3 separate regions of the Mus musculus genome follow, and all the other regions are linked to region 3. The links are chromatin contacts, found by Hi-C or POLR2A ChIA-PET in ENCODE. All regions are on one chromosome and are shown on one strand. The core of a region is the stretch at or near the end of the contact, and the rest is flanking DNA. Distances in the headings are between cores, read along the strand shown. Region 1 holds the start of Spata32 (spermatogenesis associated 32). Region 2 holds the start of Hexim2 (hexamethylene bis-acetamide inducible 2). Region 3 holds the start of Fmnl1 (formin-like 1).

Region 1 (4,470 bases), core at 770-3,269, 47 kb after region 3:
ATTGGCATGTGTCTGCACAGGCATGTGGAGGCTAGAGGACACCCTTGCATGTCCTTCTGCAGGAGCCTTCCACAGTGTCCTTTGAGGCAGGGTCTCTCACTGGTTAATCAGGCCAGCCAGGGGTCTCGGGGACCCTCCTGTCTGCCCTCTTAGCACTGAGATGCTAGGCGCCGCTGCCATACCATACACGAATTCTGGGGGTTGAGCTCTGGTTCGCATGCTTGTGAGATACTGACAACCATCCTCTCAACCCAGTAGATGTGACTGTGTAATCTAGAAGGGAGATCTAGAAAGAAAAAAAGTAAAACATTCCACTGAGAAGAAGGTTCTCAGGGCCTTGGAAAGGCTCCTGGAGCGCTGGAGAGATGCTGCTGGTGTGGACACAGTTCACACCAGGAACAGCTGAGTCACAAACACGTGTTTTCATTTTTGCACACGCGTGTGTGTGCATGTGAGTGCTGGGCGTCTGGAAGCTGGAGGTTGACTCTGGGAGTCATCCTTGCCTCTAACTTCCTCCTCCTTCCCAGAGGCAAGGTCTCTCTGTGAAATCCAGAGCTCCCAGACAGGATTCTTCCTTGCTCTGGGGCTCTGTCTCCACATTCAGAGACTGGGGTTACAAGCCCGCCCGTCTCACCCAGTTGGCCTTTCTGTGGGTTCTGCGATCAGAACTCTGGTCCTCACACTTACACGGAAAGTGTTTTTAACTTGCCACCTGCCTGACCCACAAATACTTCTTTAAAAAAAAACAGTTAAGAGTACATTGTTGCTGTCTTCAGACACACCAGAAGAGATCACTGGGTCCCATCACACATGGTTAGGAGCCACCATGTGGGTGCTGGGAATTCAATTGAGGAATAGTCAGTGCTCTTAACCACTGAGCCACCTCTCCAGACCCCACAGATACTTTAAAAAGAGAAACCCCAGTAACTTGTAAGAGGGAGAAACTCACAATGGTTGGCTTTAACATTTTGATTAGTTTTTAACCTAGAATTTGTTTGTTTGTTTGTTTTTTACCTTTTTTCAAGACAGGATTTCTTTGTGTAGCTCTGGCTGTCCTGGAATTCGCCCTATAGTTCAGGCTGGCCTCGAACTTAAAGAGATTCCCCTGCCTCTGCCTCTTTAGTGCTTGGGATTTTGTTTTTGTTTTGTTTTGAGAAAAGGCCTGCGTCTGCTCTGAGGTATGCCTGGATAGAGGGACCCTTGATTTTTTTTTTAATCAGCAAATAAACTCGTCAATACTCTTGAATCAGGGATATTTATTGCTTTGATAAGGTTGAAAAGGAAATGCTGACTTTCAGCTATTAGCCACTGTATTTAAGGGCTAAGGGCAGAGATGGACGAGAGTTGTCTCTGCACCATAGTGCTCTCGACCTTGTTACCAAACGTTTTTCTTGGAAGGGACCTTAAATCTCATGACCGTTAAAACACTACGCGCACCGCACCGCACCGCACTGCACCGCACCGCGCGCACTCTTGGCTTCCCACTGTGATGACGCAAGGCCTTACCGCTCTTCCGGAAGCCCCAAGCCCGCCCATCTGAGCACGTTTCTGGCTGACTCCCGCCTCCTCCCCCCCTCCAGCGTGTTATGGGTTTACTAGCTTTGGCTATCTGATCCTTAGCAGTGTCTCACGCAGATGGATTCGGCGACCACCTTTGCAAAGACATTAAATCCCAAACCCACCACTCTGCCAAACGTGCACGCGTGCACCCGCGAATGCAATCCCATTGGAAAGTTCATTAAGACCCCGCACTCATGCAGCCCCAGCTTTTGCACAGCGAGGAATGCTGCAGTAATCAAAGGCACCCAAAGGGCTTGGCTGGGGTTAGCTTTCCTTTCCTCTCCCCAGGCCAACACCAGTTAGCTTTCCCTTTCTCCGCCTCCGCCCCGCCATTCTGGCGCCTCCCACCACTCGGCCGCCTGCTCGCACCTGTCACCCCCATGCTGCCGGAGGCTCTGTCAGGGAGGCGGGGAGCGGGCTGGTGGCTGCTGCCCCTCCGCCTCCAGTGCGCTCTTTGGCTAGCCCGGTGGAGGGGGGGCTGAAGATGATGGGGGCGCTGGCGCCTGTGATGCTGCGGCTTCTGTGACGTTCAGGCCAGGGGATATGGCATGTAGGAAACTTGAAGGTTCATGCCAATGATGTGGGTGGGAACAAGAAAGGATCTTTTGAGTCTTGGAGGTTGAGCAGACAGCTTCCCCCGCCACCCCCCCCCCCCGGACCAAGACTTGGGGCAGCTGGCCACGCCACAGTAGGCCAGGTATGTGGACAGCGGTCTTGGGTAAGGACGGGGTAGGTGGGGGCTTAGAACCTTATCTGGACAACAAAGCTGCTCCATTTTTGCGGGGAGTCTAGGATTCCTCTAAGGATGGTTGAATCTCAGTCCAAGCTGTGCATGTGTGCAGTACACACACCTGTGCATAGCTTTCCAGGGTGACCTTACAGTTTTTTTACAATTACATTTATTGTGTGTGAAAACTTTCACACCACATCCAGTGTGTGGTGGTCAGAGGACAACTTTTGGGAACAGTCACCTTCCACAGTGACTGTTCCTTTCCTGGGACTAAATTCAGGTTGTCTAGTATTAGATTCCATTGCAGCAGGCTTTAATCACAACCCCCCCCCCCCCAAAAGCTGGACACGGTAGCATAAATTCTTATTTAATTCTGGCAGTGGGGAGGCAGAAGTGGGAGGATTTCTGTGAGTTTGAGGCCAGTCTGGTTGTTCTACGTAGTGAGTTCTAGACAGTCAAGGCTACATCCCATCTCCCACCGCCCAAGTAGTTTTTTCCTTCTGAGACAAAGTCCCATGTAGCCTAGGCTGGCTTCAAATTCTTCTTGTAGCCCAAGGCTGGATTACAGGTGTGTACCATCATAGTCAGCTCATTCTAGGGGCTAGAGGCATATCAGTGCTCTTGTGTCCTCTGCCACCCTATGCTCCGTGATCAAGAAACTCCTGCTGGGCAAGTCATCACCTCACCACGCAGACGCTCAAAGTAATACCAGGTAAGACCTCTTGCCGATGGGCCTCAGGACAGGTGCAGGCAGGTGAGTGGGTCATGCAAGCCCCTCCCCTTCTGGTGCCACTGGGCTGCCTGGCCTCTTGGCCTCCTCCTTTCAGCCCAAGACTTTGGCCAGGGATATCCCTGCTGCTACAGGAGATGGGCATACCAGAGTGGAGGGATTGAGTTGGATATGACAGGTAGCAGGACAAGCAGCTCTCTGGACAGGCTGATGCCAGTCCTCGCTCCAACCACGGAGGCTTGAAGGAATCCACTCCAGCAGCTGTCAGGGTTGTGGAGTACTGCAAGCAGGCAGGCAAAAGAGGCGACATCACAGCCTACAAACACCCATCGTCATTCCAAATTTTATTGCTTATAGAACTCAATACACCCCAGATGCAGCACCGTGGCTGCCGTTCATGTGCTGGGGCCAGGAGCAGCCTAGATCCTTGCAAAGAGCTGGACAGAGCTATCCTGGCTGGTTGAGGTGGGGGGATGAGTTTCCCTAGAGAAGTCTCTGTGCCCCTCCCAACAAATGATTCACAGTGAACTTAATGCTACAATGAGTCCTAAGCAGCTGTTTCCAAGTCCCACCAGGAGAAGTCCCAGCTAGGGCAGTGGGGGCGACGATGCTCATCTTAAGTCTGAAAGAAGCTTGAGGGGGGGTCAAGCCTGTGTGGATGATGGGTCAAGACAGTCCCTTCTTCCCCATCCCCTGGCCTGCCCCTGCTCATGCAGAGCCAATGCTCTGCTGGAAGGCAGCCAGGAAAGTGCTTTGAGGTCACCTGAGTGCAAAGTGCTGCTGCTGGCAATGCCTTGCCACACCATGCTGGATGCTGACAGTGTGCCCCCAGAGGGTGGCAAGCCCTGTTTCTGTGGCTTTCTTGAGTTTATCATTTGCAGACCGTTCCTGTCAGGTGGGTCTCACGTGTCATCCTTCATTGCCACAGATGAGGGACTAGAGTGCCAGGGAGCCAGTGGGGCTGACGCTGAGGAGTGCTGCCCATAGCCACAAACGTGAGGCCCGAGAATCATGTCTCTTCTGTGGTCCCTGGTTGATCAAGGAGCTCAATCCAGGATGTGGGCTGCAATGACCTGAAGGCTCAGTGCATTCTAGTGCCCTTCCTGCTCCTTCTGTCTCACACTAGTCAAGGCCAGGGAGGCTAGACACGGGGCCAAGAACTCCACAGCCCCTGGGCCGGCACACCTACTGCCTTGCCCTGTAGGAGCTGGGCAGGAACCCCTAGACACTCTCCTGCCTTCCTAGGGGTACCTGCTCTTCGTGACCCAGGCTAGAAGCTGCTCCCCAACTGCTGGCAAGTGCTGACTGACCCATGTGGGTCTGGCTACCTTGTTTGGAGAGTCACAGAGACCCCTGTTTTCCTTCCTCCTTGTCTCCTCATGAGGGAAGAGTTTCTCCTGCCAGGAGGCAAGTCCTGGGAGGTGCTTTACTCTGTTCCCTTCGCTGCTCT
Region 2 (4,430 bases), core at 1,641-4,140, 38 kb before region 3:
CACACAAATTGTGTACGATGGCACACTCCTGTAATCTCAGCATTCAGCAAGCATAGGCAGGAGTTCAAAGGTCTTGGCTACAGAGAGTTTTCAAGGCTAGCAAGAACTACAGTAGACCCTGTCTAAATTAATCTTAGTCATGACTGAATGCAATGGTATACACCTGAGAACACTTGAGGGGCTCAAGCAGATAGTTCCAGGTCATGGGTGAGAGCAAACATAACAACAATAACCCCATTAGGAGAACAGCCAGATGGCTCATTGTGTAAAGGCACTTGCTACCAAGCCTGACAACAGGACGTTTATCCCCGGACACCCAGGTGGTAAGAGAACAGACTTACAAATTCTGACCTCCACATGTATGCATATGTAAACACAAAGGAAGTAAATAAATAATATTGGGTTTGGTGGTACCTGCCTACAATCCAAGGACTTAGGAGGCGGAGGAAGGAAGTTCAATGCCAGCTTAAACTACAGAACGAGTTTAAGGTCAGTCTGGGCTATCCGAACCCTGTCTCAAAGGAAAAAAACAAGTTGATATACTAGCTCATACCTGTAAATCTAACACGTGGTTGAGGCAGAAGGATTACTCTGCCTAGGGTAGAGTAAGAAGTCTCAAAAAAAACCCAAACCAGTCAATAGTGAGCAGGTATTTCTGTTTGTTGTTTTGTTTGCACAGTAGACTTTAAAATTTTTCTTCAAACCATGAGGTATGGAGGGAAAAATTAGTTATAGCTAGGAAGCTCTCACCCCATTTAGGACTATTCAAGTTTCACTAGTAGCCCTGGCTGGCCTGAAACTCTCTATGGAGAGCTGGCTGGCCTCAAATTTAAGAGATCCACCACATCCAGCTGGAAAGACTTTGTTTTTTTTATTAATACAAGGGGCAGTCCTTCAACCCTGAAGAAACTTTCCCGGGTCCTACTGTTAAAGCAAGGGCCTAGGAGTTAAGACCATCTATAACTAGCAGTAAAATTCATTACAAGGTACTCACAGGTATCAATGGCTAGTTAACCACCTACTTCAGAGCCTTACCTGGGCACAATTTTAACTGACAGCTCAACTACAAAGCTATCATTTGAAGGTGTAGTCTGGAAATCTTTAAGAAACAAGTTCAGTAAGAGAGCCTTTTAAATGCTGGCAGTGCTATAATGTTAGGTTGTAAGTTTATTCGAGGTCTCCCCTATATCCTATATAACACATAAAGTAGATCAAAACTGCCATTTCTACTTAAGTACTTTCTGCATCTACAGAAGAGATGGCTTCAGTAACAATGAGACAGTGGCACAGAAAATACTCTTTTTAGTTTGTGGAACAAGACTTTAAATGGGACATGGTGTAGGCTTACAAAAAAAAAAAAAAAAAAAATCACATCGGAATTAACTCCCTTTGCCCTTGTAGCACAGCCTCTTCGCCCCTAAGTTACGGCTCAGATTTCAAAATGCAAGCAGATGTTTTTGAAGTACCCGAAATGGGCCACTCCGTTTCTATTACTGGACTGTAGTGACTGAAATTATTTTCTTTCCCCCAACCCTTCAAAGGGCATAACCCCATCCCTTTGGCGTGAAATTTTGAAGTGGGGCGACACACTTCAGGAGTTTCCAAAAGCGGATGCTGACGTTCGAGGTCAGGCCATTGGGAGAGTCGGGGCTCGATGGGAGAAATCTTGAGGGCAAGAGAGCTCAGAAATTTCCAAGCGCTAAGCTCGAGCTTTCCACGTGCCCAGATCTAGTTGGTCCCAGGGGGAGTTGGTGGCTGTTATAGAAGTTAGAGGGTTGTTGCTTTTCGCAGCCCTGAGAAGTGGGATGGACACGGTGTATGGGGGTGGGGAGGCGGGTGCAATCCGGCCGGGCAACCTCGGAGCCTCCAGCTCACTAGCACTGCTCAGGGCATGCGGCCAGAGTTGCAACCTCGGCCCGTCCCTGCGAGCCAGGGTCTCCAACTGGCGTCGCGCCCACCTCGTCCTTCAGATGGGGGTCCGGCTACGCCGGGCCTGGCCGCCATACCCGGGATGAATGGGGGTGACGAGAGGCCTTGGGCAGACCTCGGCCTCAGGATCACGTCCCGGTGGAAGCACAGCAGAGGGGAAGCCGTCTTACTGGCCTCTCCTCTGCTGGGATCCCGGGAAATACGCGGTAATTACCCCAAAAGGCCGCTCTCAAAGGCGAGGCGGAGAGGCTGCCGGGACGGTTTGAGGACTGGGCTCGGCCGGGGAGACGCCAACCTTCACCCTTCCCAGCCCCCGACCCAACTCCCCGCCGTCTCCCGGCGCCGCCACTTCAGGCAGCCCACTCGGCCCGGCCTCTCCCCGCGCCCGGACCACCCCCCATGGGGTGCTCTCACTGCGCAGCGAGTCCCTCCGCTGCCTCCTCCCAGCCCAAAATGGCGGCGGCGGCGGCGGCCCCCGAGCTGCTCGTCGCCTTCCTCAAGGCTAGGGAATCCCTCCGCGCGCAAGCCCCGCCCCCGCGACCGGATCTCTATTTCTCCCTGGTAAAGCCTAACGCCATCAATGAACTCTTTAATTGAGCTCTGACAGGGCGGGTCCAGTTGTGCTTCCGCACAGCTAGTTGTTGACAAAAGTCGGGAGACTGGCAGACAAGCGACCCAATCAAAGAAGAGATCGGTGAGCGCGGGACGTTCACGCAAAGGCAAATAGGTTTTTTTTTTTTTTTTTTTTTTTTTTTTTTTTTTTTTTTTTTTTTTTGGCGTTCCTGGGCATGGTTGTTGACGTAATGGGAGCTTGAAAGTATCCTGGGCAGCTTTCCTAGGGTGGAAGAACTACAACCCCCAGCAGCCATTGCGCTGCCAGGCTGTCCTCTTCGCCCCTCCACCTCCCCCCCCCCCCATCTTAGGGCTTTAGCGGCTTGGCCAGAGCTGCTGCTACTGCAGCAAGAGATAGGGCAGAGGCGTTGAGACTCTCATGGACAGGCGGTCGCACAGAAAGACACACAGAGGTAGTGGTGTACACTAAGCCCTTGACAGCAAATAGGTCAGTCCCACCTTCGTTAAATCTCCCTGCCAGGACTTTTCCCTCCTCCAAGAACTCCATTTTTACTCCCATTGAATTTTTTTTCTTCTTCTTTCTGTCAGCTGCATGTAGTTTGAAGACTTCTTCCCTTTAGCTCCCCGTTCCTTGAGACAGGAGAGAAGCCGTCCAGGCCCTGTAGACAAAAAGACTTCAACCATAGGCTCTGACCAGGTCCCAACCTAGAGAGATTGAAGGTGGTCAAGATAGGGGCTTCCAGGAGCTACAGACCCACCCTCTCCACAGCATCCCCCAAGCAGTGTCCTTTCTGGGTGACAGAGCTCAGGCCTACCCTCCTAACTGCCAGCCTGTCTTTACTTATTAGGAGAGCAGAGGCCCAGGGCCTCTGCTCTCCCACTTGGTCCCTTGCTGGCTAGCAATGTGAAGACTAGAGTATGGAAACAGCCTTCCGAGTCTTCACTTGAAAGTGAAGGCCATGCAGGTCTGGGGCCACAAAATGGCTGCTGCTGCTGTGACAAAACAATTCCTGACCAACCAGCTTCTGCCTAAGGACTTAGGTTTCTGTTGTTGTTCAAAGCAGGTGACAGTAGTTAAAGACATCATCTGCTGCAAGAGTAGGAGAAGATGGCCACTGTGAACCATACCAACTGCAACACAGCGTCACCAGCTGCTCTGGAGGAGGCCAAGGTAAGTACCCACCCTCCCAGCCACCTGAAAGCCCTAAACGTGGGGTCAGATAGCTGAAATCCTAGGGCTTTTGTTGTTTTGTCTTGTTGGTTGGTTGGTAGATTTAGAAAACCAGTATTTTATTTTATTTTCGTTTGTTTGAGACCTTGAGGGGGGAGGTGGGGGGGGGTGTCTTTCTGTGTATCCCCAGCTGGCCTCGAACTTGCAACAACGTTCTTCTTCAGCCTTCCAAGGGCTAAAATTACAGCCTGCACCACCACACCCAGCTAGAAAGCCAGTGTTTTAAATGAGTCTGTACTGTGCTCTGGGAAGTAGGCCAGAATGTGATTCAATGATGGCTCATGAATTCCTAAAAGCCCTTCAAGGTAGATGTTATTTCCAGTGGACAGAAGCTGAGGTTGGAGAGCTGCACTACCTTTTCCAGAATCAGGCAGCCTGTGAGGAACAAAATTCCACCTTACATTTAGGGTCTTCTGATAACAGTACCTTGTCTCTCAATGACAAGTGACCTCAAGGACAAATAACTTGGTTAGAGATTTTGCACTTAAAAAAAAATTTATTTTTTCCGGGCTGAGAACCAAGAATGAGTCAAGACAAGAGATTTCGGTGTACAGGTTGACAGGCAGGGCAGGAAAACCTCAGAGGAGAGGGAGAAAGCGCCTAAGTCCTCAGTAAATGGCAACTTAGTATGTGGGCTGACAGCAGGAACCCACAGAGTCCCAGCCCATGCTGGCTCTCGGTGGCCCTTATCCATCAC
Region 3 (4,424 bases), core at 429-2,928:
ACAAAAATCTCTCAACTACTAATCTCAGGCAAGGCCCAAGGTCAAGGCTAAGGAAGATGGAGGTAGGCATAGGGCAGGTACCCTTCCTATAGGCTCCAGGAGACCCTGTTTCCACCCACCCTGGAAGTCCTTGCTCAGGACATGAAATGAGACTATCTCTCCCATGGTGACAGGGGCGATGGTGAACTTGGCAGGAGGAAGGCTTTAATCAGGTCAAGCTGGGGAGCGTGCAGGTTTGTGTCTGGTTTTCCTCATAATTAGATAATTAATTTCCCAGTTCCTGCTGAATCCTTTGTCAGTGGCTTTGAGTATGAACTAGAGAGGTGGGAATGACCTAGAGTAGCCATTTAGAGCCCCTGGGCTGGCACAGAGAAAGTTCAAGGCTCCCTCAGTGTAGGGCACCTCACCCCATGGACTGGCAGAACAGGGAGGGGCTGACTCAAGAGCCCCACAGATTAAGTGGGAGAATTAGAGGTGTTAATTCAGGATGGAGTTCGAGCCCCGGTTATGAAGGCCTACCCCTTCTCCACTCTCCTACCCTAAATAAGAAGAGTCCGAGGCTATAGATTTTTGGATATGAACAGAGAGGCTCGTTTCTGCCCTAATTATCTGTGTGGCCTTGGACAAGACCCCTTGCTACAGCTACGGAAAGGCCCCTTGTTACCGTTACAGAAACAAGGACATCCATACCTACCTTTGCTGGTCACTATCACAGAAATCTTTCTGTAACTATCAGATAGCCAAGATTGTCATTCTTCAGCCAGCCTAGGTCCCTCATGGTGACAGTGTCAAGATTTTCCACCCATCTGAGGTGCCTGTTCCTCCCCCAGCCTAGCAGCTGCCTTTAACCCTTCTTAGTGCCCTACTTCTCCTTGGCACCACCACAGTGATCTCCAGGTTCGCCAACCTCATTTTTCCACGAGTGCCCCCAGTCTAAAACTGCTGAAGATGCTGGCACAGTCACATCTGGTCAGGTCTCAATTGACCTATGTCATTGTCCTCCAACCTGTTTGCAGATAATTCCCTCTGGTCCTCAGATCATCTCTGGGCCCAACGGAGGAGAGACACAGAGGTGGGGGGCCTGGAAGGGGGTTCCCATCTTCTTAGTTGGGGACCCCAAAGGGGGACCCCCAGCAGCAATTACGCCCACCAACCGCACCTCAGCGCCACCTTAGGTTTCTAAGGCGCGCGCGGATTGGTTGGACAATCTTCCGCCCGGGGGTCTGCCTCCTCCAGGCTCGGGCCTAGGGACCCCCCTACTGCCGGGCTTAGGGTGGAGAGCTGCGGTTCTAGGACCCGGAGGCGCCGGGCGAGCGCGCCGCTGTGTTCTCGGCCTCGCCTGGGTCGGCTCCGGCTCGGGCAGGTGCATCGGCGGCCGCCCCCTCCGCCGCAGGTGCACTGCTCGGCAGCCCCCAGCCGGCGCGCCATGGCTGCGGAGGACCCCCGGCCGTCGCCCGCGCCCGCCCCCTCCCTGCAGCCCGCCCCCCTGGGGCCGGGTGCGCGGCGGAGAACTGCGGTTTGCGCGCACCGGGAGCGGCAGCAGAAGTTCGAAAATCGCCGAGGGGGGAGCCCGCGCCGCAGCTTCCTGCCCCCGGCCCAGCCCTCTGGCCCCGGCCGCCTGCAACCCTACTTCCTCCCCGAGCCTCGGTCGCCGCCCGCTCCCTCGGACGGGGCCGCCGCGATGGGACGCCGCGCCCCGGCCCCTGCACGCCGCTGAGCCGAGAGCCACCTAGCCAAGCCTCGCCACACAGCGCTGCCCTTCGCTTCCAGGCTCCCGGAGCCTAGTCCGCGACCCCCAGGGAAAACTGGATCTCCGAGGCTGGAGGCGCCTGGCCGGCTGGGTGGGGACCACCATGGGCAACGCGGCTGGCAGCGCCGAACAGCCCGCGGGCCCCACCGCGTCGCCCCCGAAGCAGCCAGCCGTCCCCAAGCAACCAATGCCGGCGGCCGGGGAGCTGGAGGAGAGGTTCACGCGGGTCTTGGTGAGTGTGACCTGATGCGCACCAGGAGCCAGGGATGACAGGGGCTCCGCATGCGTCCCCGCCTCTTGGGACTCAGGTGCGGCTTGGAGATCCCTGGTCCACCTGCTGTCCCTCCAGAGGGGTAGGAGTAACACTGTCATCTTTCAGAGTGACTTGGCACCCCCCCCCCCAAGAAACTTTCTTTAGCCCCCTCCAGGAAGCTTTCTTAAGAGACCCCCCCATCGACCCCCTTCCTATGCTCCTAGTTCTAAAGGTGTCAAAAATGTCTCATAAGGTTGAGTTCCAAACGCGCCCCAGGTGGGAGGGGGCTGGCGCCCACTTTTCCACTGCACGCAGGCCCAGCGGCTGGGTGCAAGTCTGGAGCGCTTTGCCCTTCTGCGTCTCAGGGTCAAAGAGGAAAGGGGTTATAATTTAACCTTCTGGAAGCTGTAGACCTAGTGGAGCCTTCAGTCCTGGGTTGTTCTGGTGTCTGGCGTAGGAGTTGGACTCTTAGACCCTCCACTTGTATTTATCACCCCCACCATGTCCCGGAATGGGTGTTTGCAGTCATTCCCTCATCATGGACCACCCCCAACCACTGAAAGGAGTAAGCTTAGGAAGGGTGGGGCCAGGATAGGCTGGTCATTCTGGCTTGGAGTGGAACAGAAATCTGGAAGGCTCCCCTCCCTCTTGGCTGTCACTTGCTTGGGAAACTGGGGCAGGCAAGGGTGGGTTAGGATGGAGTAGCAGCTGAAGTCTGGGCCTCTGGGAGGGAGCCATCAACTCATCAACTCTGAGCATGGAGTTAAGTGGTTCAAAGTGTTTCTGATAGGGTGGGCTGTGCAGGCATTGGGAGGCAGAAGTAGGGGAGGGGAAAGGCCAGTCTTTTTCACTTCCTCCTCTTCACCCCAGCACTCTTTCCTGCTGTCTTCTGTAGGTGGCTGCCCAGTGGCATCCCTGTTAGGCATCCCTGGCTGGACACCGGGTGACAGTGGGGAAGGCTGGGCTGTTTCCTAGAGGCATTTTCCAGTCTCAGTAGGCTGATGTTGCAGGTCTGAGGATGGGAGTCCAGAGGAGGCTCACTCTGGATGCAAAGAAGTGCTGACCCTCTGTCCTCCACACCTCCTGGATAGCATTTCCTCTCTCTGGCAAGCGAGCGAGTCAGTAGGCCTGACTTGCTAGATCCTTTGCATGGTCTCAAAGGGGCAACAGTTCCTGAGAATCCTGGCTTCGGAAGGAGAGGAGGAGCTTGGGGGGACCTCTGAGATGGGGCGGGGTCTCTCCTTGTGAAGGCACAAGTGCTCAACTTGGGGACAAATAGGGACTCTGAGGGACATTTCACACTAGGCTAGCTTTGGACTTCCCTGTCTCTCCACCTGCCCCTAACTCCCTCTTCCTCAGATCCAGGCCTTGGCCAAGCTCAGCAGAGCTGAGCAAGTGGGGGAGGGGGTCATATTAGGAGCCTGGGTGATGGCAGGTTCAGCCTGTCAGGAGGGCCATGGGTTCGATTTTCCCTTAATGGGTGTGTCTATGGATAAGGGATAGTTCTTGGCCAATCTGTTAGGTCAGGTACACTAATGGGAAGGAGCCTTGTGAATAATTCAGACCAGTGGAAATTCCAAAAGTCAAGTGCAAGACTTAATTGCCCTGGGTGGATTTTCGGCTGTGATGGTCGGATAGGAAATGCTGCTGAAAACCCCTGAGGGCCAGGGCTTGGAGGGAATGTCAGGAGAACCTTCCAGAGTGTCCTGGTGGCTCAGTGGAAGCCTAGGGCAGCAGCACCCACAGGGCTTACCCATCCCTTTTCCGGTCCCCTGGATTTCAAAGCTGTCCCTTATCCTCTGGGGGTGGGTAAACTCATCTTCAGGTCACACAGTTGAGAACTGGCTTTTCTTGTTCCCTCACCATTAGGGTCATGAGCCCCACCTGGATTAACGGCCCTGACCTCTGCCTGAGGCCACCCAGGGCTAAAGATTGGTGAAATCAGGAGTCTACCAGTGGGTGTAGCTCCATCTGACCTCTACTCTTGGGGTCATGCGCAGTCTTTAGGGACTGTCTAGCATGAAATGAACTTGAAGTTGTTATGGGGGCCCCACCCTATGGATTCCCCAGTGTTGATAGGGGAACACAGTTCCCCAGTCACATGGCCCTGGGAACCTGTCATTTCAAGTTTAGCCTCTTCGTCTTTGGTAGGGAGTAGGATTCCCAACTCCCCAAACTTCCTCTTCTCTTAGCCACGGTGCTCTCCTTATGATTTGGGGTGCTTCCACCAGCCAGGCAAGGGGAGCAAAGAGACATTTTCCCATCAAGGGTGGATGGTGGGGTACTACCTTTCCAAGAAGGCTTTAAGAAAGGGGGTACCCTGCTTAAAATGGGGGTGGCAAGAAAGAGCAGGTTGAGCCAGGGTTTCGAATGCTGCCTTAGCAACCGCGGAGGAGCGATGGCTGCCCCAACTACACAGGC

Evidence for each region. A loop is a pair of places that touch in the nucleus more often than their neighbours do. ChIA-PET counts read pairs that join two places held with the same protein, here RNA polymerase II (POLR2A).
Region 1: a loop to region 3 is called in a map of heart, with 2.3 times the contacts of the local background. The contact joins the promoter of Spata32 here to the promoter of Fmnl1 in region 3. A Hi-C loop is called at or near these places in 14 of 37 maps with a recorded cell type or tissue (T-helper 17 cell, adrenal gland, gastrocnemius and 4 more). POLR2A ChIA-PET finds 5 or more read pairs at or near these places in 2 of 5 experiments (Patski and embryonic stem cell).
Region 2: POLR2A ChIA-PET joins it to region 3 with 22 read pairs in Patski. The contact joins the promoter of Hexim2 here to the promoter of Fmnl1 in region 3. POLR2A ChIA-PET finds 5 or more read pairs at or near these places in 4 of 5 experiments (Patski and embryonic stem cell).

The regions. Positions count from the first base shown.
Region 1 is chr11:103,216,413-103,220,882 of GRCm38, forward strand. Spata32 (spermatogenesis associated 32) reads right to left here and starts at 2,020. Exons shown (of 5, transcript NM_177801.3): 1 at 1,930-2,020. The coding sequence starts at 1,942. It overlaps Gm51920 (a long non-coding RNA gene), which reads left to right. Exons shown (of 3, transcript XR_003949777.1): 3 at 1-776. It overlaps Gm34823 (a long non-coding RNA gene), which reads left to right and starts at 2,198. Exons shown (of 4, transcript XR_389061.4): 1 at 2,198-2,257; 2 at 2,841-3,002. Map3k14 (mitogen-activated protein kinase kinase kinase 14) reads right to left here. Exons shown (of 16, transcript NM_016896.3): 16 at 3,352-4,470.
Region 2 is chr11:103,130,469-103,134,898 of GRCm38, forward strand. It overlaps Hexim2 (hexamethylene bis-acetamide inducible 2), which reads left to right and starts at 2,891. Exons shown (of 3, transcript NM_027658.2): 1 at 2,891-2,989; 2 at 3,567-3,673. The coding sequence starts at 3,611.
Region 3 is chr11:103,169,460-103,173,883 of GRCm38, forward strand. Fmnl1 (formin-like 1) reads left to right here and starts at 1,679. Exons shown (of 26, transcript NM_001077698.1): 1 at 1,679-1,982. The coding sequence starts at 1,854. It overlaps Gm51919 (a long non-coding RNA gene), which reads right to left and starts at 1,117. Exons shown (of 3, transcript XR_003949776.1): 1 at 695-1,117.